Regions from separate parts of the Homo sapiens genome. Here region 1 is linked to region 2. Evidence: chromatin loops called from intact Hi-C (ENCODE). Cell type or tissue: gastrocnemius medialis. All regions are shown on one strand. Links, peaks and the distances in the headings refer to the core of each region. The heading gives the core; the rest is flanking DNA. Region 1 overlaps KCNQ5 (potassium voltage-gated channel subfamily Q member 5). Region 2 overlaps KCNQ5 (potassium voltage-gated channel subfamily Q member 5).

Region 1 (15,494 bases), core at 2,013-10,012, 120 kb before region 2:
ATAGAGAACTACATATTGGTTTTTGTTTGTTTACTTTTGTATCATATATTTTGGAAACTTTTCCTTTTACATTTAAATGCTAATGAAATCACATTCCCTATTGACTTTCTTATATTTGTACTTTATCATAATACTTATAGGTAAGTATTGTTTCATGAAACTTGTCTCAGTTTTATCTGCAGGGAAGGTGCAAGGTGGAGAGGTAGAAGGACAGAGGAGAGGAAAGGAGAGCAAGAATATAAAATTTGTTACTTGGGGCTGGGCGCAGTGGCTCACACCTCTAATCCCAGCACTTTGGGAGGCCGAGGTGGGTGGATCACAAGGTCAGGAGATCAAGACCATCCTGGCTAACACGGTGAAACCCCATCTCTACTAAAAATACAAAAAATTAGCCGGGCGTGGTGGCGGGCGCCTGTAGTTCCAACTACTCAGGAGGCTGAGGCAGGAGAATGGCGTGAACCCACGAGGTGGAGCCTGCAGTGAGCCGAGAGCATGCCACTGCACTCCAGCCTGGGCGACAAAGCAAGACTCCATTTCAAAAAAAAAAATTTGTTACTTATGGTTTGGGTGAAAAAACTTTGAAAAGTAATACCTTACAGGGCAAAAATAATCTGTTGACAAGACAGGACTCAAAATGTTGACTTTCCACGTTTCTCAGATTCAAAACAGCCTCAGGCCCTTGTGACCTCATTCACCAGAAGTTCTTGGGCTGCTTTCAATTCCCAGAGACTTCATTATAGAATCCAGATATTCTGGTGTGTAAAAAAAAATTATTCTCTAAATTACTATAAATATATTAAAATATTATATTACACTTTAGGTTCTCAACTTTGTCCATTTACTATTTTTTAGTATATCTAAAACAGTATGCGAATAAACTGGTAAGACTTTCAGTTCACAGATTCGTTATAATATCTTATGTTTCTTTATTTCTTTCTGCTGTTGTATTGATTTATGACGTTATTTTCCATGGTCAATTACAAGAATTTGCATGGTAGTATAGAAAAAAAAATTTAAGAAATTAGGGCAACCAAGATGTCCTTCAGTAGGTGAATGGGTTAATGAACTGTGGCACATTCAGACAATGGAATATTATTCAGGGCAAAAAAAATAAGGTATCACATCGTGAAAAGACATGGAGGAACGTTCAATGCATATTACTAAGTGAAAGAAGCCAATCTGAAAAGGCTATATGCTGTATGATTCCAACTATATGACATTCTGGAAACAGCAAAACTATAGGGATAGTTAAAACATCAGTGGTTGCCAGGGGTTAGGGAGAAGGAGGGATGATGAGGCAGAACCCGGAGGATTTTTAGGGCAATGAAACTACTCCATGTGATACTATTATTATGTGAATATGTTATACATTTGTCAAAACCCATATAATGTACAACACCAAGATTGAACCCTAATGTAAACCATGGACTTTGGGTGATAATGATGGGTCAGTGTAGGTTCGTTGATTGTAACCAATGTTCCAGTTTGGTGGGGGATCTCAATAGTGGAGAAAGCTGTACCTTGTGTGGAGCCACCGGGTATATGGGAGCGCTATACTTTTGCTCAATTTTGCTGTGGACCTAAAAGTGCTCTTGAAAATGAAGTTTATTTTAAATAAAAGAAAGGAATTATGAATTAATATGAGAATTGCAAAAAGGATATAATTGTGGGGGAATTATAGAAATCAGCTACGTAATTCCATGGAGTAGCTCTGCTGAAAGTCTAACGATATGCTATGTCCAAAGGACTGAAGCAACTATCTGGGGTATGCTATGGGGGCCAACACAGAAGACATGGAAAAAAATCTTAAATTTTACCACATCCTGTTCTATCAATGACCTTTCCACCAACTGCTTATTTTGGTTTTACTCTGCTTCATCTCTATTGCTTCTGAACTTCCTTTTCATTTCATAACAGAAACTCTGAGCCTTTGCCGCCTCACTAAATTTCATTTTAAAACCTATTCTTTCTTAGAAATGATAATACAGAAACCACTTTTTACAAATACAACATTTAAAGAAAATCACAGTCACCTAAATAATCTGTTTCTGTATCAGAGAAGGCAGTGGACCTACAGACGGTCTGTTCAGTCAGCTGAGGATTTAGGACTGAGGAACTGTTAATTCCCACAGCAGCTCTACTGACTATTCGATAGTCCCAGGACCTGAAGTCTTTCAGAGTCTGCTTCATGCACTATAAATATATAAAATGAGAAAATAAAATTAATTATTGTGTTTTAAGAATATTTATAGCACTGTAAGTTTAGGCTATTATATTAATTATCTATCTCTGGGTAACAAGATACCATAAACTTGCTGCCTCAGAGGCACATAAATTTATTATCTCACAGATTCTCGAGGTCAGGACTGTAGGCAAGACTTACTTGGATTATCTGCTCAGGGTCTCACTTGGTTGAAATCAAGGTGTTGGCCACTAACAAACTGAGGTACCAGAGAAATTGTTTTTCCAAGTGTTTATTACAGTAATCCCCTAGGCTTCTCAATAAGTTTCAGTGTCTTCCCTGGATAGTGACATTGCAGAGAGCTACTGTCATTTTTTCAACTATCTTCAGTTCAAAAATATTTACTAAGTACTTCTTATTTGCCAGTTTAAAGCATTGGAAGTAAGAGACAAATCAGAGGACCTGTTCTCAGGGAACATATGATCTACTAGCAAAGCAAACTGGGGGAATGATGTGAAGGGAGACCAAGTCTGAGTCATTTTGAGAAGAGAACGGAAACTCAGAGTGGCTGTCCGGTTCAGTTTGTCTTGAGAGAAACATCCCTGCTAGTGAGTAACTAAAATTCTCTGCAGATGTTACATTTGCCATGAGTACCTGTTACATTTGGAGACTGAAGCAGTCTGCAGAGGTTATCCAAATTGAAAGCTAAAATGAGATTCTCAAAGAAAGATTAAGTCCAAATAGCAATTTTATGGCAGGGTTTGTGGAGGATCTGGGGAGAGATCACAGGCAATGGATATAGTTGAGCAATATAGTTGTATTCACCCAGCCCATAAGGGAGATGAAATTCTGACAAGGGTATCATAGGGTGAATGAAGACTTCTCCAAGCAGAGTTATGCAGATGGATGAAAAGATTCTAGGAAGTTGGATTGTGTGCTGAAAGTGTCAGCAAGCTGCTGGTGCCATTTTGTGCCCTGAACCCTATAGGTAGATCCCTAAGGATTTCAGCTGCTAAGCCCTTAAGTCCTGTTAGCCCTTGTCTCCTTCTCCAGTCTCCTTTACCTGCCCTCTAATTACGACTTTATTGATGCTGATTGAGCATCTTTTGGGAGGGAGACCTAGGAATTGTTCTGAGTTGTTCACTGTGTTTGCAGTGTAATGACCCTTGGTGCCAAAGTAACACCATTAGAGGGCTCTTTCCTGGTGAAAAACTTAAAAGTGTCAGGATGACATTGGTCACCTATAAATTAGGGAAGAGAGTGCAGATGAGAATTCAGGTGAAGTCAATGATGTCTTGCCCTTTTCCTGAGGGCGAAATACAGGAGTTGGGATGTTTAGAAAAGCTGAATAGGCAACGAGTTGAACTTTGATTGGCATGAGCTTGAATGTCAGATTGCCCAGTGAAAATGTTCTGAAAAGAAGCTCCATGGTTAAGGTGTCAAAGTGTCACATCAGTGAATACAATGTTTCCTTTTCTGTGGCTTTTCTAATAATAATGAATAGCCAGGAAGATTTTGTGGTTTACTTGCAGAGATGGCACCCCATGACTTTCTGTCACCTTTGGGAGCCAGCCTGTAAGAGAGTCCCAAAGGTGAAGAGACTTTCTCTCACCTGGGAGAGTAGGGGTCCCAATGTCTCGTAGGGCAGTGTTTCTCAAACTTACATGAGCATATGAATCACCTGGGACTCTTACTAAGATGCAGGGTCTGATGTAGTAGGTTAGAGAGTTGGAGGAGGTGAAAAGAAAAATTTGCATTTCAAACAAGTTTCCAAGTTATTCAGGTGCTTCTGGTCCATAATCTTCATTTTAAGTAACAAAACTTTGGAGCATTAGAATAGGAAAGACATACCTTAGATGATGTTATTGTGGCCTTGATATACTATAAAGCCACAAAATGAGAGGAAACATAGCTTACCCCATTAGCTGATGTATGAATTAAGAAAAGAACGATTCAGGATCACTTACAGATCTATGAGAAAAAAACAAAACCCAGGCAAACAAATATGCTTCCTGGTGGTAGTTTCTGTCTTTTCTTAAGAATATGTTATAAAAGAACAGGAAACCTGGCAGTTGCTAGAAAAGCAGACAAACCTAACTCCATTGTCCCCTAAGTCTGAAGGACATAATCTTCTGTTTTAAGTTTTAGGGGTCACTTAATACCAGATGGTTAAGTAACTTGGTCATGCTACTACCAACAACCTATCCGCTTCATGCTCTGCCATTGAGCCTATATCTCCCACTGGCTGTCAACTGCCTTCATACAGTAATACTGGAAGCAACTGAAGGTTTATTCGCTTGGGGATGAATTCTATACTTAGTTATCAAGTATTCTAGAGTGACTTGTGGTCGGGGGAAGGGTTAAGAATCTCTCTAGGAGTGGACTCACAGTGGAGCCCTGGTTAGAAGATAGCTTCAGTATTCTTTATTGTAAATAGGTCATTTGAATTTTTAATGCCATGCAATTCAAGGATCGCCACATAATTTGTATTTCTCTTAAACTTAATGCAGTGAAACTTTCCTTGTGTAATAGATGCTTTTGTAATGCAATCTTGGAAATAGTTTTCAAAGTTCATAAGGGTTGCAAAAGTTCTACTTGATCTGCTCACATATACAATTGTTCCTTTCCCTGCTCCTCTTTCTACTGCTATTTATATCAGCTGTCCTCCAGGAGATCAGTTTTCTTCTCAGCATCTGATATAAATAACCACAGTTCTCTAAGCATGGTCTGTTCAAAATTTCCAGGTAGTTCATGGACTGATATCTGGTTAACTGTTTTCATGATGTGGCAGTGACATGCATTTGTTACTAATATCTATTAATACTCTTTATATAAAATGCAATAACGGTTGCACCTGACCTCAATGATATATTTATTAAAAACCCTGCTATTTTTAATGGACAGGTAAGATGAGTTTGGATACTGCAGGGTCGTTCAGAAACAAGCAGCAGTGATATTCCTTTAGGCCATGCCCTTGAGTTGAAATTTTCCCTGAGAGTCAACTCCAAATGCAGAAATGAACATAATGTACCCAATAGAATGCAGCTGTCTGATTTGCCCCAAGCCTATTCAATATCTTTCAGACTGAAGGAGTGTGGGCTTCCGCTTATTTTCATGTTCCTTATACTGTAACTAAAAGAAACCGGAAATATTCTTGCTTCTTTGAAAATATTACAGATAATAAAAACTGGAATACAAAACTCTCTTTTTAGGGGTGAATATTGTTTTTAGTTTAAAATTGTCCATGTGAAAGGCTAGTCAGTCTAGCTTCTGCAAAAAATTCTTCAAAAACCTTTGATCATTTTAACCATTTTAGGTGTATTTTGAGCTAAAATGCACTCTTGACTTCAGGTAATGTAGCAGCAGCCATTAAATACTTAGAAGATTTAAAGGTCAAACTATGGAACAGAAGTAGAAGTTTTAACTATATAAATAACAGCATTAATAAATAGGCTTTAGTTTTTCTTCACTGGTGCTGAATCAAAATATTATTAAATATAATTAATGAAATATTTTATAATATACATTATGTATTTTAAATATTTTTCATTTTAGTCATCAAAACAATTTAATGATTTTAATAGAATTTTAATAGATTTAAGCTAACATTACCAAGCAACTTCGTAATTTAAATTTCAAAATGAATTTGTAGTAAACACAAACCCATTTTATTTTTATTTTATATTATACAATATAATGGATGACAACAGAATGTAATGACAATTTTTCAAATCCAATTTATTAATGTCCCTAGTAGTGACCATACCAAGATTATGCTGCAGTAAACCCTTTTAAAATCTAAATCCTCTCCTTACTATTAGGTCCATGCTTATATTCACTTTGTATCTATTACAAACAACTTATAAGGAAAGAATGCTGGAACTGGATTCAACCTCTGGTTTGTATTCTTACCAGGTCTGCTGACACTGAGTCTCAGCTTTCTCTTTGACGAACTGCGGACTCTAATCTGTACCTTGCCTGTTTTTTGGAGTAGTATTAACTGAGGTGAAAATAAAGTATTAGATGTGACATGAATTTTTTTATTGTATCTTTCATGGTAGACTGAGTAGGTTTTGCTGCAGTAACATAAGAAAAACAAAGCCCCAACTCTCAGTGAATATAATCTTAGCCCATAGGCAGAAGTTCATTTCTCCCTCATGCTTCATGTCTACAGGAGCTCAGCTTATGATCCCTTTGAGACCCAGCCTAACGGAAACCCCATGTTAGCATGTGTTTTCATAATCACCAGGTCAGGGAAAAGATACTGGTAAATCATGCACTGGCACTTAAAACATTCTTCCAGAAATGATACCTCTGCTCACACTCTGTTGGCCAAAGTAAGTCACATGGCCACACAGGTAAGCTCAGAGTAGGTGGGGAAGTGCATTTCTATCGTGAGCCTAGAGGGAGAGGGGAACAGGCATATCTACGATGAGATCTAATGACTATCACAGGTATTTAAATTTAAAACTGCAATCTATTTATCCTGTGGTGAATTTAGTGGAGAAATTATTTTTGCCTTGCAATGGTAAGGAGGACTGTTATGTAACTTTCTACTATGAATTATAGATGTGTACTGCCATCTACTTCTCATCTATTGAGAAGGGGAGATGTTCTGATCTGAAATAAATAAACATCAGAATACTTTTTTCACAATATATGTACTATGATGTTTCTATCAGTAGGAATAGACAGCTATACAAAAGTGAAATAGAAAAAGTGGTAAGAGGGCCAGGCACGGTGGCTCATGCCTGTAATCCCAGTACTTTGGGAGGCCAAGGTGGGCGGATCACCTGAGGTCAGGAGTTCGAGACCAGCCTGGCCGACATGGTGAAACCTTGTCTCTACTAAAAATACAAAAATTAACTGGGTGTGGTGGTGGGAGCCTGTAGTCCCAGCTGCTTGGGAGGCTGAGGCAGGAGAATCACTTGAACCCGGGAGGCAGAGGTTGCAGTGAGCCAAGATCGTTCCACTGCACTCCAGACTGGTGACAGAGCGAGACTCCGTCTAAAAAAAAAAAGAAAAAGAAAAAGAAAAAATGGTAAGAAAGGCAACAGAGGTACAACAGATTTGCTGAGAAATCCTATAGTTAGAATGGGGAAGGTTTTTTGGGAAACATGAGTTAAGGACTGGATATTGAAGCCTGGAATGGATATGGATTTATGGACAGGGAAGGATGATCTATAATACAGAGAAGTATAATTCAACACAGAAATTCTGATTTCTAGGCTATTACTGGAATACACTATTTCAAGGCTATTAATGACTACATTTATGTTATTTTTCCTAAAATATCAGGACCTTTTAATCTAATGACTCAGCTCTTCTGTGTCTCTGTTTTTCTTGCACTTTGTCTTATTGCTTTGCCATTTAAAAATCCAGCCATGAAAGGAATTTTGGAAATTGTGTTCTTTTCCATGTATGTAATTGCTCCTTAAAACTGAAAAGATCAATTAGGAAATTATTGGCTCCTTCGTACTTCTTTTACCACCTCTATTTATTAATTGATTGAATTGGGTTCGCCAGGTTTAGCTCTTTAATATCAGATCAATAAAAGATTAAATGTTTAAATTAAGTGAGCACACATGTAACTTTCACACTCCTTGCAATTTCTAGGAGCCACATCCAATCATTCAGGATTGTCAGTAACGGCAGCAATCAAGGCTAGAATCAGAGTACTTGCAACTTTTCATTCTTTTTCCTAAACTTCAGCCTACATTTATGGGAATAATAATGCAGCCATACTTTCCTCAAACTCAGTTTATATTTTTGTTTGAAATTAAAGCAGCTTTTTGAGACAAGAATTAAGATTGTTGCCCTGATGCTAGTCATAGTGAATTTCTAACCCTTCTAACCCTTCTTAAAAGGAGATGGTCGTATTTGTTTCCTTTGGATGCCGTATCAAATTACCACAAGCTGAGTGGTTCAAAAGAACAGAAATGTACTCTCTCACAGTACTTGATGCCAGAAGTTTGAAGTCAAGGTGTGTCTGAAGGTCATATTCTTTCTGAAGGCTCCAGGGAAGAAGCCTTCCTTGCCTCTTCCTAACATCTAGTGGTTCCTAGCAATCCTTGACCTGTGTTGGCGTGTAGCCGCCTCACTCCGGTCTCTGCCTCTGTCATCACATGGCTTTTTGCCCTCTGTCTCCCCTGTATCTCTAACTCCAAATTTCTCTCTCCTTATAAGGACATCAGTGGTTGAAATTAGGGTCCACTGTAATCCAGTGTGATCACATCTTAATTATATCCGCAAAGACTCTATTTGCAAAAAAAAAAAAAAAAAAAAAAAAAAAAAAAAAAAAAAAAGGGTCACATTCACAAATACCAGAGTTTAGGACTTCAACATTTCTTTATAGGAGACACAAATCAACTCACAACAATGGCATTATTGAAACTTTTTTGTAATTTTTTAGCATTCTATTCTGTGGGATACTTCCCCTCCCAGCCCAGAAATTTATGCCAGTTACTAATTTCATCAAGATTATTCCCCTTGCTACCGATTGCCACCTTATTTAAAAGTCTGCATTATTGTTGACCTGCCCCAAGACCTGGTTTCTTGATACCCAGTCTTCTCTTTCTCATGATTTTCTCCGTGCAACTTGTTAAACTTTTACTTTCTTTCAGAAAGCACTGGGAGGCAGTTCAGATGTACCAGGGTAGACAGGCTAGTGATCAAGGGTGAGTCAGGGATTTGCTGACAGGTACTAATGGGAGTAGTCATTGAACTAAACCTGAAGCAACAGTGAAACAAAACAAGGTTTGCATCACTTCTAAAGAAGATACTTAGAATTGTTTTCTTCCTCTTGCTTCAACAACTACATTGGATATATTTAGCTGAATGCTTTATTTTGACTCTAAGCAAAATCTCATAGCAACATCTTTTCTTTCAAAGTACCATTAATGTAATTTTGAGTACAGGAATAAGGAAAAAAGTTAGAAAATTTCATTGAGGATAATAAATTGAGACCAAACACTACCAGATAATACATCAAGAACATTAACATTAACAACATCCTTTTATGTTATGCTACATTCTTGTGTTAAACTAATGTATACCATACATTATAGATACTAATGTAGTAGTTGCGGAAAATAATGACGCTCTTTGATTCTATCTAGCAGAACTGCAAACTCTTAATTATAATAACAAAAGATTATGTGTTACACTCTAAGTCTTGCCTAGAATGATACAAGATATGGATTTTGAGTTATTTTAAGGATTATAATCCTTATATTTATGTTCTAGTTCAGGGGTTGATGATAACCTAAGGTCCAGAATTTGGATAGGAAAAAAAATGTATTTGTTTTTCCTAACTCTAACTGATATTTGATATCTCCTTCAATTATTAATGTAAGCCACAAACCTCAGGGGTTATGGCATCAATAGAAATCCTAGATTAATTTTAAATTATATCACAGGTATTGAATATATCTCAAATATAATTTATACTTAGCACTTCTTCAGAATTATGTTAGCTACTTAGACCTGCTGTGATACCTTATTTAATGCATTAATAAAGAATTCTTTTAATATTTTGATAACTATTTCTATATACTCATTTTTCCTTGGAATATTTTTATTTTATGCATTTTAAAACAATTCTGTTGAAAATAGTTCCTCGGGCTTCATGGGACTGCCAAAGTGGCCCATGACACAAAATCGGATAAAAATTTCTCTGCTAGTTTTAGTACCTTCTGTTTCATGATGGCAAATTAAAAGGCAGGTTCAAATGTCAGCATTATATACTACAATTTTCTTTCTTTCTCAGTCAGACAATTCATTAATCATCTGATATTTTTTATAATACTATACCTAACATGGGGATAAATGACTGAAAAAACAGGGTTGTAAAAATAGAAGCATAGCATACATTCCTGTCCTCAATGATATTCAGTCTAGTTAGTTACATAGCATATGAATTGCCATTGTCCATATCATATCTTAAAATAATTCTTATACTGTATTTTTATAATGCTTAAAAAATGTACTCAAAATGCTGTCCTCTGTAAGAACTCATTGAACACCTTCAACAGGGTTGTTAAATTGGTAAAGCAAGATCCTACTAGGTTTATAAATAAAGAAAAGGCTTTCCCTTAAGTAGTGAGAGATGAAGCAAGAAAACACTCAGCTCTCCCAAACTGTAGTTCAGTGGGACTTTCATTTCACATCATTTCCTTAGAAAAATCCTACGTCAGAAAATCTTCAGTCTTTTTCGTTGTATAATCTATACATCTCCGAAAAGTGTAAGATGGCTTGTTAAGAATAAAGTGTGGTTTGGTTGTGTAAGACCAACCAGAAAGGGGAAAGGGAAGAGGAATGATGTTGAGATTGGGAGAGTAGTTGCTGTCTGTGATCTTTTATACAGTTGATGTGTGATAGTTGTTTGTTTGTTTGTTTGTTTTTTTAATTCCAACCTGTTCTTAAATGCAAATACAAAAACTAGAGAAAGAGATGGAATCAAGCTAAGGTTAAACTCAAAAGTGACTTCAGTATCAACTTGTTGGTTGTATGTAGCCTTTCTGTCACAGAACTGTGCCCTGGGTTCTTTTTACTCAAAAAGTATTCCATAAAACAACCGCCTATTGGTGCATTACTTCACAGCCTGTTATGAATGAGAATCTTGAGTCCCACCCCAGACTTAATGAATCAGAATCTGCATGTTAACAAAATTCTCAAGTGATTTGAATATACAGCAAAATTTGAGAACCACAGATGACTTTCAATTCACCCATAATAACTGAGAAAAGACTGTAAATTCCTACACCTTGTTCTTCCATAATTTAAGGAGTTTCTTGCTTTGTTTCTACCTTCATTAAGGGATATGAGGCCCATGCTAAGAAAAATGCGTTTAATAACTACTTTGAGTGAAAAATCTCACTAAATCAGGCAGTTGTTCCTAAAGAGAATTTAAACAGATTTTCATCATAGACAGCATGGTATCTGAGACAAACCTGCCCCTGTTGGTGCTGTACCAGGCAAACTCAGTGAATGTAAGTGGGAAATGTTTTGGGAGAACAAGAAAGCCCAAGTATTGCATTTAGGCAAATCATAAGTGCATAGTGTGCCAGAGAAAACAAATGTTTTTCCTGCACTGGCTCTGACACGTTCACACATGAATGTGTTTCATTCAGAAAAAGTAAAGGCTCTAGAATGGCACAGTCTGGTTTTATGAGAAACAGATGTGCCATGGTTCACCCACTCCCTGACCACCTGTGGTTTGCCCATGACTCAACTTTCTTGAATGAGGGGAGTTAACTCTTGGATTCTGAACAAACTCTAAATTACATATTTATTTTCTTCCTCCTCATACTTCTTTTCACCACTCATTGCCATGATAGAACCTTACAATTCTGAGAAGTTTGAATTCTCAACACCCCAAAACATTTTCATTTAAAGTTGAATCCTTGCTAAAGGTGAATCCTTGCTCTGATATTTAGATTGAGATTCTGTTAAAAGTTCAAATAGAATACCAATTTATCCAGCTAGTTAGAGTGATTTTTGGTTTATATTTTAAAGCCACCTGGTTATGAGGTATCTTTACTTACTGCCTATTTTGTTGGTTGAGGATAGGAATTATTACCAGTCAGAAATATGCTTTTGATGTCATTGGTTAGTCACTTAATTTTCAGCTACCTCTGTTTATTGGAATAATGTGGAAAAATTAAAAAAAAATTTCTCAGACTTTAATTCAGGTAATACCTGCTGTTAAATGTTACTGTGAACTACTTCCTCCAACTGCTCACAAGTAGCCAAAGGGAAGGATTTGAACTTCATTACATTTTATCTCTCCTGCCATGCTCTGCCTTCCACTCTACAGAAAAGGGACAGGGAAATAGTCCAATCATAGGTAGGTGGATGGAAAAATACAAGGCACAAATAGCCCACATAGGGAATAATCATACCTTAAATAGTCACTGACAACATTTAAAAAAATATATTTTTATTTCCATTTATGTAATCAACTTAGGGTTGTTATTGACCTGCCACTGAGGCATTTGGTTTTTCTTTTCATAGGACCTTTTTCATTTATTTCTTCAGAAGCATTATCTAATTAAAAACAAACATTTAAATTAACATGGCCTGTCAAGGAAGTACAAACCAGTCTTGAGTTAAGCTATAATTACAATGACAACAATGTCAAAAAGAAAAAGCAAAAACCTTTTTTAAAACCTGTAATTACTTCATTGTTTATAATTTTTAATTGGAATGCAAGTAACAGGGAATTCAAATTTCATAAAACCGTGGTCTGTATATCTTGTTATCAAAATGCTATCCAAATAACACATGGCAAAATGTAATTTTTTTATGTAAATGGGGAGACTTATGAGACAAAGAAGCAAATAATCTGGCCACAATGTGAGTCTTTGGCAAACCTTGGAAAGGAACTCCCAAGTGCATTTCCTAAAAGAGTACTTTGTGTGTTCAAATGTACTAACTCTATCCAGAGTGAAAGAATGCCTAGGAATGAATAATCTGCACAATCTGATAGAATTAAGTGTTAATTATTTAGAAGTAAAATTTACTAGAAATCAATTTCAGTATCATTTTCAGATTTGGTTTTCAGAAAAGGAAATACCCTGTTTTAATAGGTTTGGAAATGCAGGACTACTTAAAGTTTACTTGGGTAAGATAACCCTTAATAAATTATCAAGGTACTTTTGGATTTATTAATTTTATAAACAATAAAACTAGCTGTTGCTAGATGTCGGTTATAGACTGAGCTGTAGAAAATTAATGATCTTTTAAAAAGACAGTTGATTTTTCACATGGCCACTGTATGATGCTTTTTAAGTTCACTTGATTAAAAAGGTGACAATACTAACATTTCAAAATTTAAGTCATTCTATATGATCAAATATGGTTCTATTTGATACATTAAAATATCTTAATTTGAAGTTAAAAATGCTTTGAATAATTAAATAGATATATAATAAAAATGTTGAATTCATGTGTCATGCATACTGATTTTGTACCTCATAAGCAAAGCTACAATGGTACTAACAGGGTGTAATTTGTTCAAAATAAATTTTTATACCAGATGATAGTGACCTTAAAAAGGATTTTTATTGCTCAAGCCTTCCACTTCCATTCCTTTGACATACTTAATGAGTTTCATCAATTTATGTCATTAAAAAAGATACATCTTCTGAATATGCCAGTTGACCAAATCTATTATTTTGGATGTTTGCTCAGATAGAGCTGGTACTGGGATGAAAAAAAAATGGCTAAGATATGGTTCCTACCATTAAGAAGCCTATGATTTGGCTAAAGAGAAAAATCTATCCAAAACTAGGTTTAATACAAGAAGGGTTATCCAGAGTGCTGGTAGGGAGGGAGACACATAGGAGAGTAAGAAGTAGCATTTGAATTGGATTTTAGGGGATAGGCAATTTTTTTATTGAAATACTGAAAGGCAATTTCAGGAAAAGGGTACAGTGTGAGCCAAGGCATGGACTCAAGAAAGTACAGGATGAATTTAGGTAATGAATCATCTGTGTGATTTGGACTCAAAATGAAAAAAAAAAAATATAAGAAAATAAGAGATGAAAACATAAGTCGAAGCCAGATTTGAGAAAGCTTAAATGATGTACTACAGCACTGAGATGAGTCTTTAGATCACGAGGGACCAAGAAAAAAACATAATTTTTTGTCATTAGGTAAAACTCATGTTCATTATTAAAAAGGAGAAATGTAAAGTAAATATACACATTTACAATACAAAAATCATCAAATACTTTGAACCACTTGAAACTGCCATTTTCAAAAGTCAACAGCAGTCAAATATCATCACTTTAATATAGCTCATCTTAATAATTGATTCTGGAATCAGAAATGTGCATTTTACCATTGACTTTTTTTATGAAAATAAATTATTAAAAAGCAGCATAATTAGGATTAATATAGGCATCACTCTTATTTAGTACAAAAAGCAATGTATCAATTCTATAATTTTGACCACCTACTGTGTTCTGAGCATACTGTAAGGCGCATTACCTACCTTTATTCATTCATTATTACTCGAATCACTTTAATGATAAATGATGGTCAGAAAATATTTATATAGATTTTCCCAAATCATCTGTAAGTAAGTGATTTTTAAAGATAGGAAAGTGATGCTCAAGATATTTATATAAATTTCACCAAGTAGTTAGCAAGTAAATGGTGGTGATAGGATTCAAATGTACATCTTTTGCCTTTTGTTTGTTTGGGGTTTGGATTTGGTTTTTGCTATACTACCATACATTGCTTCACGTTGGGGGTAAGCTATCTCCATAGCATGACCCAGCAATCCCCCAGTGAAAAGTCAAACATTTGTTGAGCATCTGTCTTGAAGGAGACCCCAAATCAGGTGCTGGGTGTAAGGGCGGACAGCATGAAAGACGTTGTCCTTTTTCATATGGAGCTTATATTTGAGTTGGGAGACAGGTGCAAAACGTTAGTTACAAACTAATTTCTTCACTAAAGTCATGCTATGTGCAAGGAGATAAAGTACAGATGAGTTGATGTTGTATAAGAGGAGGAAGTTAATCTCCAAAGCAGGAAAAACAACCTCAGACATTTAAGCTAATACCTGAAGGTAAGTAGAAATTAATGAGTTAATGGAAATGAGAGAAGTTTAGGCAAAGAAAACAGCCTAGGTACAGATTTCTGCTTTCTTTAGGTAACAACTATATCTCAAGGTAAACAAGCTTGGAATGAAAAGCAGGGTCCTAAAGAACATAGTTTCACTCTGGCTCTGCCCCACCCATTGATATGAGCAATCAATCATCTTCAATTATTTCTGTGAGTCTCCAAGTTGTATTCATACATGTTCACAACCACAGTCCATTAAACAATTTGGATCTTCACAGTCTCCTGAATTGCCTAAATTCCAAAGTGTGTACAGTTTAGGCTAACAAACGAGAACAGCCAATCCATGTAAAATAGGGGACTAGACTAAGTTATTTTGAAGCTGTATTTCTGTCCTAATAACCTATCATATTGTGTTTCTGATTTTCTACAAGTATTAATACTATAAAATTAAATGTTTGGTTTTATTAGAAACAGGGCATAGTGGATATGTACAGTAACAAAGGACAGGAAGTGAAGAATGAATTGATCGAGGTTCTTCTAGATAGACTCTAAAAGAATACTTCCAAGAGACAGGAAATATTGTATACCCATTGTCAATGTTTGAATATTATTAATGAATTAATAATTAAAATGTAAGGCAAGTTTTTACTTGCTAAGAAGACCTGTGCATTCATGTAACAAACACCATGATGAAGCTATAGAATGCTTCCATAACCCCCAAAATTTCTCCATTTCTCTT
Region 2 (15,494 bases), core at 3,974-11,973:
TGGAGGTCCCCATGTCCAGCAGATCTACTCCATGGCCAACTCTGGTGATGTAGCTGCACACACCCCAGGTTGTGCTACGGTAGAAGAACCCCAGACCCTGCCCCTCCCCCGTGGGGCTGGAGATGCAGAATGCTGGGGATATGCCTGAGGGTTATGGACTCACATGCTTAAGCAGAACAAAGAAGTACATATCAGGCCCAGAATAGGGGAAGATACTCTGTCACAAAGTGGCAAGCCCAGCACAGGCTGTGAAGGCTCTTAACTCCCACTAGGGAAATATCACAGGCCCATAGCACTCATGCGGCCATGCAGGGGCCAACAATCTGTGCATGACTGCCTTTCCCAACAGAAAGATATATGACTAGAAGAAAAAAAGGACTATTCAAACTATTCTTAATAAACTTTTTTCAAAGAAATAAAGCACTTATTCTCTAGGTTTCTAATGTTTTAAGTTACAGTATACTAAACAAATCTTCATTTTATTCTTTTTTTTCATTTCCCTAGGCATTTATAACTGGCAATGAGAGAATTTTTAATGTTTATATTAAAAAATTTTAAAGGACACAGATCAATCATAATTTTTTCCATTGATTATTAAGATCACTTTGCACAGTTTCAATTTTCAGGCATTTTCATGGTCCCATTTTACTGTGCAAAGACTGACTATATGCTTCTAATGTCGGTATATTTTACAGGAAGGGCAGTTTACATACAAAACAAGTTTACAGGATGAAGCCTTTTCAATTGCCTCAGTAATGACCTTGATATTCTGTCTTTGTGATTAAGCATAAAACTAAAAGACCTTAGAATGTAAGTGAGCATCTATCCAGTGAAATAATTTGTGTTTTTTGCATATTTACAAGTCAGGGAAGACAAAACAATGGCAGCTTTGTTGACCCAGTATGTTGATTTGTGACCTGAAATACTGGAAATTTTCTCAGTAGATGTTACATCACATACTGATTATTAGCAGTTATTTACTGATAGCTCAATACGTATGCAAGAGAGGAGACACAAGTGCATGGCATGGACCCTACTCTCAAAGAGTTCACAGTTGAATTGAAGAATAAAAGTATGTTCACTAATTTACACAGTAAACATTTCTTGAATGCCTACTATGTGCTGGGCATTGGGCAAACTCTTGGTATTCATGAGAAAGCAAAATGCACAAATAACTCTGCCTCATAGAACTTGCATTCCTCAATAGTGAGTAAGAAAAATATATTTGAGTGAAAAATGGTGTAGAACAAAAAGGAGAACAAATAGGGCTTAAGAGGTTGCGAGAAGTCATTAGAGAAAGCAGAATTTGAGCTGAATCATAGCTAGTAGAACTATATATGGAGTACACCTTAGAATAAACTTATTCTAAATTTTTCCCATGGCATTTAACTTTAAAATACATTTTTGCTTTGAAAAAATTCATTTATAAATATAGAGAAAAATTTCACAGATGCTGAGCTATGCTTTAAAATTGTTTCTATATTTCTATGAAAATATATGTGTGGCATGTCTCTACATCCATAGAAATTTATTTCAAAAGTTCGTTTGCATTTGCACGCTGAGATCAGATGTTCCTGTGTTTCTGTCACTTCATACTCTTTTTTCCAAGAAAAGAGACTGTTTTGCTGACACATATAAATTTTTGGAGGATTAGACCATTTTCCTATTGTGGAACATGTATACATATTTATATATATTTATATTTTTCCAATATAAATATTGGAAAACATTTTTCTGAAAATAGTAACCTTCGAAATGTGATTTTTTTTAACATTGTTGCTCTCCAACCCTCATATTTATATTTTCAGTTTAGTACATTTTTTCTTTATATTTAATTTTTCCATTATTTTATTTTAAACATTCTGGTTTTATATCCCGTTTATTTGTCTTTCTAAGAATAACTTTCTTATATATAGCATTCTCTGTTGTCTAACGCTTCCATTCCAAGATGTTCTCCAGTTCTGTATCTTGATTGTGGTGGTGGTTATAAATCTATGCATGTAATAAAATTTCATAAAATTATGCACACACATTCAAAAGAGCATAAAAACTGGTGAAATTTAATTAATATCTATAGTTTAGTTAATTTCATTGTGTCAATGCTGGTTTCTTGGTTTTGATGAAGTGTTATAGTTATGTAAGATGTTGCCATGGCAGAAGCTGGATGAAATCTACACAGAAGCTTTCGATGCTAGTTTTGCAATTTTTACGAGTCTATACATATTTCAAAATAAAAAGTTTTTTAAGAATATTCTCTAGTTTTCATCCTTATTCAGATTAGACCTGTTTATGCCATATAAATGTAAAGGCTTTATATACTCAAAGAGCATATAACTTCCTCTTTCAAAAACTCCAAGGCTCTCTGATATGACACAGACAGTTTTATTATAATAGAGTTGTATTATAATATTTGAAGTTTTATTATAATAGAGTTCTATAATAATAAACTTTTCCTTTTAACTACATATGCCTATTCCATAATGCCTTGAGAAAAAATTCCAGTCAATGGCATTGAACACATCTATTGATAGAAATTATATTTTTTTAAGCATGGGTGGCAAAAGTTATTTAATGAATCATCTTCCAATGTGCAGAAATAGTTGACAAATAATGTACCCTTGTTTTCCCCATATTTTTCGTATTTTTTTCAATTTGCCTATATCATACATCACTTTTTCCAATATATGATTTTATCTTTGCTTCTCCTAAAATGCCATTTCTCTATTTTTCTCAAATTTAACTCTGTATTTTTTCTTGTGTCTTGTGCCTGCTTCCCTCACTTATTCCAGACTTTTTTTTTCTTTTGGAGCCAGGGTCTCACTCTGTCTGTCGCCCAGGCTGAAGTGCAGTGGAGCAATCACAGCTCATGGCAGCCTCGACCTCCCCAGGCTCAGGTGATCCTTCCATTTCAGCCTCCCAGATAGCTGGGACTACAGGCATGCACCACCACTCCGGGATAATTTTTTCATGTGTGTATTTTTAGTAGAGACAGGGTTTTGCCCTGTTTCTCAGGCTGGTCTCTAACTCCTGGGCTCAAGTGATCTGCCTGCCTTGGCCTTCCAAAATGCTAGGATTACAGGTGTGAGCCACTGTGCCTGACCTGTTCCTGATTTTTAAATACCTGGTTGTCCTCTTCTTTTGTCATTTCTTTATTATTATGTAATCCTATTCACCAAAAAAAAAAAAGCTTTTTCCCCTTTTGTTGTCTCCATCCTCAAAAAGTGATTATTGATCTCTTCTTTATGTAAGATACTAGGCAGGACCCCAAAGGGAAGACAATGCCCTCTCCTGAAAAGCCAAGGCCCAGTGAAGAGATGAGAGACAGGTCCAATGAAACAAATACAAATGGTATGAATAAAAATACAAATGATGTGAGGCTCCTGATGCTAAGTGTCACAAGCACGATGACACTTCTCCAGCCCTATTTCCATTTCTACTCTAAATTAATTTTGTCTTCTTTTGAAGTCTCACCTGCAAGGTAGCAGACCGTAAAAAATACCTAACCCTCTGAACTACTTAAACTCTATTCCAATTCGGTTATTTCAACAGGACCTTTTCAACATGCTCAGTCTTTCTTGGTGGCGGAAAGATTTTAAAGCCCTAGAATACAGGAATTGGAGTCGTGACTTCACCCTTTATTAAGTGTGTGGCTTTGGCTTACTTAATCTTTCCTAGGCTTCAGTTTCCTCATCTGTAAAATAATGGGAGTAATGATATAGAAATGTTCTGAGGATTCTGTGAGACAATTCGTGGAAAACACTTAGTAACATACCAAAAAATTAGTCAGCACAGTGTATATTATTTTTCTTCTTTTTTTAATTATCAAGGTCAGTGACTTTTAGAGAATCAATGTATTCATTTTCTACTACAAGAACTTTAATCAATAGTATCTATTTTCCTTGTAAAAATCTGTTCCAGAGATACTTTCCCCTTCCAAAGCATTACTGTATTTCATACACTTTGAGGTATGAATATAACTCCTATGATCTTTATTTCTGTTTATTCTTGGTCTTAATGTATTCCTGGCTCATCACTGTCCTTTTAAGGCATGTGTGTGTGTGTGTGTATGTGTGTGTGTGTGTGTGTATGTTTTAGGGGAATAGAGGAAGGGAAAGGAAAAGAAGTCAGACTCTACTCTGAGTAGTTTTCCCTTTGATTGTTATGTTTTGTCCATTTCATAGACATTAGTAATTATATATACAATATTAGAAGCTTTATCTGAAGTGTTCTGTGGATATTAGGGTTGAGAGCTCATATTTTTTAAGATAGCAATGTAAGTATTGCTATCCAGTCCTCTAAAATATTCCCAGACTGATAGGATTAGAAGAGTGGCCACCAGGCAATTTGAAACCCTTCAAGGACGTGATGAGAATGAAGAAGTCCAGCCAAACAGGGAAACAGCATGTGCCTCATGAATTTTCTTTTTTGTTAATAATGACTCAAGAAGAAAACAGGTGGTTGTAACTATGCAGACCAAGCAGCAAAATTCCAAATACAGAAAATAAACCTCAGAGATTCCTTTAAAGGATTATTTAAACACAAACAAATTCCTAGGGGACAGTAACAAAATTGAAATATGTAGAAGAAAGACCAGTGTGGTGTGTATGGAATTAGAGAATGAGTTGTGAGTGTGACCCTCAGAATCCCGGGAGCACATAGGCTTCCAGAGATGAAATGGCCAAAGAAAGAATTCACCAGAATGTCCCTAAGTAAAGGTCTCCAGAAAAAAGTTTCCTTGGAAATTCAGTTCAGATTCCTCCTGACCTTCTGCAAAAGATTCTCCTTAGTGTGTGTCTGGATATCTTCCTCAGAAATGACTTGATTGTAAACAGAGAGAAAAGGAAATTAATGGAGCTTAAGCTTTAGGGCCTCTCACTTGAGCTTCATGGGACCCTGTACCAAATTGTCTGTTGTAATTTTGAATTCTTCTTCTGGAGAAGGCTCCCAAAATGATATATGTTTCGGGCCCCATAAAACCTGGATACATATGTAACTAACCTGCACAATGTGCACATGTACCCTAAAACTTAAAGTATAATAAAAAAAAAAAACCTGGATCCACCCCCAGCTGTCAAGTATAAAAACTCCTTTAAACCAACTAGAGTAAGTCATCTCTCCTGAGGTCTCTAGCTTTTTCTTTCTACCCTTCTCACTGTGTCTGCTCCTTTTTCCTGCCCTCTGCCAGTTTTCTCAGCCTACTCATGACTTCCCGGCCCTACTAAATCTTTAGTACATGTGGTTCTGGCTGGCAGTGGTGCTAAGTCTGGCTCAGACTCTATGTGAACTTTCAAACCAAACTCCCACAGGCAAGTTAACTGACTCCTGTCCTTCTGCCCCAATTCCAAATTCCTTGGAGAGGGACCTGTCTGTCTAGCACAAGCTGGTTGTCACCTGGATCCAGTCAGCTGTAGCTGGGCTAACTGGGGAGGGTCCTGTCATGGGCCCATAGAACTGCTTCTTGGAAAGTGAGAGGGGAAATTCTCTAAGGAGGAGTAAGTGAGGAGGCCATAAATGTCATGTCTACTGTATTTAAAAAGGAAGTTGACTAAGTGTTTTCAATCTGCCAAAGATACACTAAGAGCTGAAGAGGGAGGGGCACTAGCAAATAACTTGCTTCCTCATTATGATTCCCGTAGTGTTCCAAAGCCACTGCTTTCCTGCTGTCTCTTTTTTTAGTACTTTTTAAATCCCTCAGTAAGTTGCTTTCAAAAGATTTTTTCTAATTAACAGAATATGTCATAAGCTCATTCTAGTATTCTACCACCCTTATAATCAAGTTTTGTCCAGTGAGTCCATTAGGCTAGGGGAAAAAACCTAGCCAATGTCTTCCTACTTTTTTATTTATTTATTTATTTTTGAGACAGGGTCTCGCTCTGTCACCTAGGCTGGAGTCCAGTGGTGCAATATTGGCTCATTGCAGCCTCAACCTCCTGAGCTCAAGCAATCCTCCCACCTCACCCTCCCGAATAACTGGGACTACAGGCACTCAGCACCATGCCTGGCTAAGTTTTTAATTTTTTGTACAGATGAAGTCTCACTGTGTTGCCCAGATTCATCTTGAACTCCTGGACTCAAGCAATCCTTCTGCCTCATCATCCCAAAGTGCAGGAATTATAGGTACAAACCACTGCACCGGGCCACCAATGTCTTTTAAATATCTAAAAATTTATAATTGTTTGTTTTTCTCCTTGCACTGTTATTCATAGGAATGTTGCCAAAAAAGAGAAATTGTATTATTTTCCAGAGAAAATAGGCTAAAAACTGGAAGCAGCTTATGGCAGACTAAATGACTCAGTTGCTACTGTGTGTATAAACGTACCCTGTAAAGTGTAGAGGATGCATTTCTCAGCAACAGGTGTGCCTTAAATGTGTTAGATGGGAACATAGGAAAAGTATGGCCCCAGGCTTCTAGGAAAAAAACAGCCTTTTCCTGCCCATACTAAATAGCCACTTAGAGACTAGAGTTTTTCCAGACCCTTACATGTTAATCCTTTTTAACAAGTTACCAGATAGCTGAACACAAACTGGGTCAAGCAAGTCTGTTTCTCAGAAGGCAAGATGTCCCATCCTAACACCATAAATCACACTCACTTTAGAAATACGTTTTTCTTTGATCCAAATGTCTTTTCTTAATAACTCATTCCTAAGATTTCCATTTTCAGATTCCTGTTTTTGCATAAGATTGCATGAAATATTTTTTGCCATTACACACAGTGCATTTTATTGAAAGGACTCTAAAGGGCTTAGGGAAAGGAAAATTTCCCTAAACTGCAAAGAAAGTCAGCTAATCATTCTGAAACATAATAAAAACTAGTTTTTAAAAATAGCTCATGATAGGTAATGGGGAGTAGGTAGACCCAAACAAGATTGGTCAGTTTCTACCTGGACAATAAAGTAAGGCATTAATTTCCTTCAGATATAGGTATTTCTGTAGCAGATATTTTTTAGAATTTTTTTAAAAGTTGTGTAAGGGTGTTTTATTTATCAGAAAAAATAAATGTATTTTGAACTGTTTGAAATGTAATCCAAAAATTACAGCTGAAAACATCAATTATTTAAATTTATGTTACACAAATAATTGTAAGTCTTGTGTACTGGAAGTAAACAATAAAAGTATGAATTTTCTTTTGACCACCCCTTTCCCCTACCAGGGGAATAATGGCTCCATGGCAGAGGCAGTTTGTACCTCAGTCCATATACATCCCCTTCTTATTGGCATTGCAGAGGGATTGCAGCCTCCCCGCGGCAAGTAGCTCAATAACCAAATATTGAAACTGTCTGAGTCTGTACCCTGCTGCCCATGTCATAAATTCTTGTATCTTAAGGTATCAATTTTTTATATGCTTTACTTTTACTTATGCTTTTTATTCCTATGCCCTTTCCCTTGTACTCTACACCTACCTGAAATGCAGCATGCATGCCAGCCATGCCTATATCCCATGAACACTACCTCCAATGCTACCTGACTCTCTACCCTTCCACTTTTCTTTTTATTATCATTAAAGTAATAATGGGCCATTAGTACTACTCAAGACACAAAGCCAAGGAGTTTACAAAAACTAAATTACTAAGTACTGTCCTAGCAGCCTTCCTAACTTAATGCCAGTTCCAAAACGGCAAACTCTTTGCCCAGAAGCAATGTTTGTTCACTGAGAAAATCTGGGTCAGTACATGGCCTTAGTTAAGCCACTTGTTTTTTCTTTATCTCATTTTCCCCCACTGTGGAATTAGCCTGGTTATTGGCAAAACACTCTGATATTTTTATTAAATATTAAAATGTTAGCAGTAGCCAAAGCTTGAGTGAATTTGATTTTATGAAGCCATGCAGAATTATTTGGAGATGCTAGTTTCTCTCAATAATAACATCACTACATAATTTAATTTCATACACACACACACAGGGTCCTAAAAGTCTTAGCACAATTTTAGGCTTGACTAATTTAGAAATATAAGTGCTACAAACTTAAAAAAAAAACTCCACATAATTTGAAAGTTTAACTAGACTTCTTTCTCATTTGTTTACTTTTGTGAATTTTGAATAATAAAATTTTAGTTTTGATTGTTTTTGTTTAAACATTTGCTACTTTCAGTCAGAAAAACTGACATGTATTTCAAGGATATGGGAAAACTAGCATTGTAAGAATTACAGAGCTCTTCACATCTGAGTCAATATTTGTACATTGCTTTAAATATAGTTCATGTCTTTCATCCAGGAAACACTTGTTGAGAACCTTCTACCTGTAAGGCCTACATTACATCAGTTACATTTCTTCATTTAATCCTTACTGCATCTTTGGAGTTAGATATCATAATCCTCACTTGGAAAATGAGGAACTTGAAGTCTAAAGGAGTGAAGTGACTTTACCATGATACTTAGAAATTGTATGTGGAAATCAGGACCTCAATCCAAAATCCTCCAGGTCTGCATCTCAAGTTCTTTCCACACTCTTGCATTATCACTCTCCTTGTTGATGTTCTGCGTATAGACTCTATTTCATTCAAGTGTGGATATATCTAAAAGTCCTCATGAAAATGTATATTGAAAGGCAGTCTGGGCCAAAATACAGAAAATTCATAAACCAAGTACCTCATAGATATAATCTCCTTTATCCAGCATAATTAAAGGAACTAAGCAGAATTAGTGGATTCACTACAGAATATCGAACCTATCTCAGGTCATATAATGGTCCTGTCACCATTCTTCTCTCTGTAAGATTCAGTGCATTATCTCTTTGACAGGCTAATCCCTAGGATGAGCTCTTTTGATCATAAGGGATCCTGAACAGGATGTTTTGCCATCCAGAAAACCAGCACCACTGAGACGCCAGCTGGAGACATGTCACGAAAACTTGGCCCTAATTCCAAAGCCAACAGTGTGTTGAAATTAGGGCATATCATTTGCTTAGTTCCTGACTGCATACTTTACAACTGACAACTGAAGATTACTAATAATGTCTTCTACTCATGTGTACCCCTCATCCAGGAGGAATCCAAGTCATTTTATCAGTGTGTAGCAGCCATTTAAGTCTCTGATTATAGAGTGCTTTTAAGTCCTCAGAATCTTTATTGTGGAGCAGCGCTTTTCTGCAGAGAAGGATTCTCCATTAAAGATCTAAACCTTATAAGCACTTCCTGGAACCATACTGCCTGTGTCAACTTGCCTGGTAGACAGACAAACATTTTATTGAACATATACTATATCTTGAGAGCTTTACATTATGTAATCTCAATTAACCCCACAGTACTTTCAAAATAGCTGTTATTAAACCCATTTTTTAAACAGGAATACTAAGACTTAAGTAAAAGTAAAATAGATAACTTGCCCAGAGGTCACATAATATAAAATAGCAGAGGCAAGGTTGAAATCATGTTTGTCTGATTCTGGAGTCTTCATGTTTGCAACTTTATTATGTCCCCTCAGAATTTCCCCATCATGCTTATTCTAGTTTCCTCCGCCATCTCCCTTTTTTTTTTTTTTTTTTTTTGAAACGGTCTCACTCTGGTTGCCCAGGCTGAAGTGCAGCGGTGTGATCTCGGCCCACTGCAGCCTCAACCTCCCAGGCTCAGGTGATCCTCTGACCTCAGCTTCCTAAGTAGTTGGGACTACAGATGCACACCACCATGCCTGGCTAATTTTTTGTATTTAGTAGAGATGGGGGTTTCACAATGTTGCCCAGGCTGGTCTCAAACTCCTAAACTCAAGCAATCCACTCACCTCCACCTCCCAAAGTACTGTGATTACAGACATGAGCGACTGCATCTGGCCCAGCCATCTCCATCTTTATCCTCCTTTATAAGAATCTTAGGCTTATCCAAACAAGCTAAAAGAGATGATACAGTTGTGCGTTTATAGTTAGACACATAGATCTGTCTCCAAACCACACTTAAGTCAAACCCTTTAGTTCATTTCAGTCCCTGCTATACATCCACATCAACAATTAGTTAATTTAAAAGCATGAAAACAGTTTCAGAATTTAGACTGTGACCTAATCTAACCATATTGCCTAAGGACCTTGAACCTCATAACCTCCGTCATTAACATTCTCAACACCATTAAAGATGTAATTAGAATATCTCCTTTAATTTGGAAAACTACATGAACTTCTTAATTTTAACCACCTCCCCTTTATCTGCATGAGCTCAAATTATTTGCTGGCAAAATGTATTTAATTTTTTTTTCTGTCAAGCCCTTATGAATTTAATTGATTAAGCTCTGTCACTGCCACAACTGATATAGGCATATATTGGATATTTGAGAGGCTCACCTATTAGTTTAATAGTTCAGTGATAAGTATATGTGTATACATAGAATTGAAGGAAGATAGTTTGAAATTATGTATGGGAATCAGCATTTGCTCTATGGAAGGAAATAAGTTACTGAATTGTAATCTAACTAAATATATCACAAAAAATTTGCTTAGCTTTTGCTTTCTCAGAGTTTCTCACAGTTTTCTTTATACTCCTCTTTAAAAAAGTAATTGTAAGAAAATACTTTGGTTTTGTTTAATTTGAGAATTATTTAAGTTAGAATACTTGATACCTGAAGCTCAGAGTCTCTCTTGCCAGCCTGTTAACAACTTTCTTTGGTCTTAAGGTGCCTTAAAAGAAACACAGAATGTTGTAGAACAAGGAGAATTATAAATCCACATTGGTGAAACCAACCTGCATTAGTGCTGTGTGTGTTTAGGGCATACTTGAAGAAAAATACAGATAAATGGAAGCATATTCCAAACAGAGCCAACAAGAAGGAGAAGGGATTTTTAAAACTTCACAAAGAGGTATAGTTGAAGGAACTCAAGATGTTTAACCCAAAGAAAAGAAATTGCAGAGGTAATAGAGCAGCTGTTTCCAAATAACTGGAGATTCTGGCTGAGTATGGTGGCTCATGCCTGTAATCCCAACACTTTGGGAGGCTGAGGTGGGAGGGTCACTTGAGGACAGGAGTTAAAGACCAGCCTGAGCAACATGGCAAAACCCCTTCTCTTAAAAAAAAAAAATTAACCAAGTACAGTGGGACATGCCTGTGGTCCTAGCTACTGGGAAGGTCGAGGCAGGAGGATTGCTTGAGCCTCAACACACAAGACTTCAGAGAGGTATGATCAGCCACTGCACTCCAGGCTGGGCAAGAGTGAGACTCTAAAAATAATACTAATAATACTAATACTACTACTACTACTACTACTAATAATAATAATAATAATTGGAGAGTCTTGTGGTGGAAAAGCAATTTAGACCTGTTATTTGAGATTCCAAGGAACAGACCAGGGCCAATCCGTCAGTCACATAGAGTTACATGGACTGCATGTAACTTCATGGGAGTCCTCCACCAGGACTTCCAGACAAGGAGGTAAATGTGGGCTGAAATTTTGCCATGCTCCTATGGCCAAGCACTGTGGCTTGGATTAGGCTGTGGTATGCAGAGTTTCTTTTAAAAAAATTGATCTGTTTAGAAGAGATGCCTTTTTGTAATGTGCCCAAAAGCACTGTGTGTGTTATGTAGACTCTGATTTCATGTTCACAGAATTAAAACATTTCTAATTAGTCATTTCTTTTCATGAGATAAAATCAGCTTCCTCAAAAACTAGTGGCCTTTTGGGTCTCTAAGCCCCAAGAAATTGGATGACGACTTAATAGAAATTTCATTCTAATCATGATACACACAGGCCTATTAACCAGAGGGAGTCTGGGAGTGGCCCAGACCTGAGCCTCAATTCTGGCACTGGCAGTGGTTGTTCAAAGAGTGGACCTAGCTGCAATGGAAGGAAATGAATTCAGGAGACTGCCATATTGCATTCAGTGAGTGTTATGATTGGCAACCGGTGACTCTGCAGTTGCAGCTGGCATCAAGAACCAGGCAAAGGTGACAGTCAGGTAGAGCACAATCATGGGAAAGAGAGCAACCAGTAAGCTCTATGAACAGAGCTAAATGGATGGCAGTCTACATGGTAGCTGAGCTCCCATAACGAGATGGTGTTCTGAGGAGATCTGCGGAAGGTGAGGCAGCCCCCACTTCCTAAGGAAGGTAATGAAAATAGGGATTCAAGTACAAGAAACAAGGTTGAGGGACTGGGGATAAAGTGGGGATGGTTAATGGGTACAAAAATATAGAGATAGAATGAATAAGGTCTAGTATTTCACAGCACAACAGAACAATAATTTACTGTAAACTTAAAGATAACTATTATAAAAGAGTGGGACTGTAATGTTCCTAACACAAAGAAATGATAAATGCTTGAGATAATGGATACCCAATTACCCTGATTTGATTATTACACATTGTATGCCTGTATCAAAACATCACCTGTACCCCACAAATATATACACATATTATATGTGCCCATAATAATTTTTAAAAATTAAAAAGAAAGAAACAATGTCAAGAGCCACTTTCTGGTCAAGACTTAGTCTCTGATAAGAGAAAAACACCCAATAAGAATTAGTGCTTACCTATAGTGCAGGATTTGTGATGAGGCTGTCTCCCCAGTTGTCAAACCGGAATTCCTTCTATCCCGGACATGTGGGGATCTGAGCTTGGGGCCGATGGACACTACAGGCGAGGGTCATTGACTTACTTGAGAGCAGGAAACCAGGCGATTTGGAAAATGAAAATATTAGGTTAGCATTTAGACAAAATGGTCCTTTAGGTATGTTCTAACCCTTACATATTCTGATTCTGTAGTAATAGATGGACTTTTTTGAACTTTAGTTTTTCCATTTTCTCATTTACTTTGGTTAAATACATGAGTGTCTTTTCCCCTGTAGGCTTCCTCGCTCATCTTTGACAAGCATCGCCTTTGTAAAGACAGAACATTTTGACACAGCCTTTTTGATATTCAGTCACGTCAAGATGTAAAAATGTTTTTACATTGAAAAGGATGAAACTTTTGCTTTGTTAAAGAAGTACTTTTTAATGACAAAAAAAAATGGGGGTGGTGTTTTCGAGTAATGTGCCTAAGGGATGTTTTCACTCCTATGCCTTCCTTCAGGATATTCCCCACAGGGGGAGCGAGGCCCAGTGTCGGGTCAAAGCTGGACATGGGGTGCACCACAACTTCAGGGCAGCCCACAAAGCCAGGGTGCGATGAGGGTCAAAGAGAATTTGGATAATTTTTGTGCAAAGAACTTGGTATTTAAAGAAGTTAAAAATATAATGGTTTGCTCTTTAAGGCATATCAAAATATTCCCTTGCCAAAATTGCTGCATTGAAAAGTCCACACCACTAAAATGGCCCTGTCAAAATTTCACCTGCACATGCTCATACTGTAAAGTACAGCTATTTCTGAAGTGCTGGTGTTTTGATTATTATTCTGTTTGACTATTATTTAAAAATGTTAAAATTTAGAATCATGGTATAATTATTACATTGTATAATCAGATACCTGGATTTTTGTCATGACTGCAATGACATCAGGATAAATAACCCTGCTCCTTGGCTCCTTGGCTCCTTGGGTGATGTATTTGTCTTTTGTCTTTTGGGTTTTTTGTTTTGTTTTGTTTTGTTTTGGAGACAAGCTCTCTCTCTGTCACCTAGGCTGGAGTGCAGTGGCATGATCTGCAGCTCACTGCAGCCTCAACCTCCCAGGCTCAGATGATCTTCCCACCTCAGCCTCTTGAGTAGCTGAGGCTAATTTTTGTATTTTTTTGTAGACATGGGGTTTCGCCATGTTGTCCAGGCTGCTCTCGGACTCCTGGGATCAAATGATCGGCCTGCCTCAGCCTCTGAAAGTGCTGGAATTACAAGTGTGAGCCACTGCACCCAGCCGGGTGGCATATTTTATGTCTCTTCCATACTGATGTGCCCTATAATCTTGGCTAAAAAAAATACAATAAATTCGGCATCTTTATTAAATAGCATCCAAATACTTAAAGCCACTCATTTTTTAAACTGTTTTATTATAATCTGATTGTTCTAAAAAATTACTTATTTGAATGCCTATATTATTTATTTGAATGCCCCTATACCTAACATGTAACCAGGTAGAAATTTTAATTATACAGTGTACTAATAATCCAGTAATGCAGATTTCTTATGTATGTCATCATGATAACTATAATTTATACTATATATGTGGTACATAGGCTTTTAAAAGTCAAATATTCACTAGAAGAGGATGATGGTTATTTCTCTGCTGCTTCAGTTTTCTTGTGTTAAATTTTTCCTTTCATGTTTTAACCATTTGGGACTAAAATCTTGAAAAGAATAGGTTTTTTAGCTTCCAGGTAGATACCCTGAGAATACACACACATAGGTCCAGGATTGGAGTGACTGATGCTTTTCATACAGTAATAGTCCCTGTTGAGCATCCTCTATGCCCCAGTCCTGCGTACTCTGCCCACTGCCTCAATATTATCACCACGAGCTTTTGAGAAAAGAACAAGCATCCTCATTTTATAGAAGACTGAACCAAAAGAGGTCTTCTTCATTAAATTATTTTTTTTAGTTTGGAAGAAGAGATCATTTAAATATATATCACTGTTATGGTTTGACTTTTAATTTTTTGGTTCACCATGTGACATATTCTGATTTTGATTCTGCAAAACCTAGTAGGAAATTCTGGGAAACAAATGAAGTAGATTGCTAGTTTTTCCCTTCTCTTGTTATTTTCTACTCTTTGTAATGCATTTACATATTAATGTAGTAAATGCTGTGATGATATGGCTGCCAACTCTTTCATCATTTAATCTGTTAAATAAACAAACGTGCTTTGGAATCAATCACTAAAGAAATAGCTACTCACTAAAGTTAGAGATTTATTTTACTTTGAGTATAATAACTCGCTTGTAGTTGTAACAAGCAAACTTAAACCAAAATATTCTAAATTATACTTGTCATATTAATCCAAAAAGAACAATATTTAACCTAAATGTAAACTAAAAGCCAACATGTTGATCCACTAATTACAGAATAATAAAAGCCAGACTAAAATCAAAGAAACTGCCCCAGGTTCCTTGTAATGTACTCTGACTCTGTACATAAAGTTACCTCTCCCACCTTCTCCCACCCCTCTGAGTATTAGTCCAAGGATACATCTCTCCATCTATCAAAATCTGAGATTGAGCAGGCATTCATCTGTAACCTCATATTTTTTCCTCAGACAGATCGTTGAAAAGATAAATGTTCTAACTGGGAGAAATGGAGAAAATTTTGCTCTTTCCTCCCTCTTCCAGGATAGGAGGCTTCCCTAAAGAACAAGAAACAAAAACAAAGAAAGAAAGAGCAGCAAAACAAATAAACAAACCTAGGTGTCCAGGAAATTATGCATGTTTCTTGACAGAGTTTCTTCAGTCTTTGAAATGGACAGATGGATGAATAGATGGAAGAGAAAATGATTTTATGTAATAGCTTTATCCAAACATGTTCACATGTACCTCTCTCCCTTCCCTTTACTTCCTAAAGAAGTGCTTTTAGCATGTGTCTGAGTCATGACCTAATGTAATATGTGTTGTTATTAACCTGCTGACATTTTTAAATTCTAATTTTAAGTTAAATCAAT

Evidence for each region. Peaks named below come from ENCODE experiments on the same cell type or tissue, not always from the same donor. Only the 100,000 strongest peaks of a DNase experiment are listed, where the experiment ranks them.
Region 1: it touches region 2 in a loop (6-fold over the local background); 3 of 110 quality-filtered maps call a loop at or near these places.

The regions. Positions count from the first base shown.
Region 1 is chr6:72,737,618-72,753,111 of GRCh38, forward strand. The region is part of intron 1 of KCNQ5 (potassium voltage-gated channel subfamily Q member 5); the gene reads left to right. Among named protein-coding and RNA genes, the nearest start is that of KCNQ5-IT1, 110 kb to the left of the region's middle. In gastrocnemius medialis, for the core only: no CTCF peak of the experiment used is centred there; a DNase peak (open chromatin) is centred at 8,844; H3K4me3 peaks cover 547 bases; H3K27ac peaks cover 3,135 bases.
Region 2 is chr6:72,856,789-72,872,282 of GRCh38, forward strand. The region is part of intron 1 of KCNQ5 (potassium voltage-gated channel subfamily Q member 5); the gene reads left to right. Among named protein-coding and RNA genes, the nearest start is that of MIR4282, 100 kb to the right of the region's middle. In gastrocnemius medialis, for the core only: no CTCF peak of the experiment used is centred there; DNase peaks (open chromatin) are centred at 5,233 and 8,833; H3K27ac peaks cover 4,056 bases.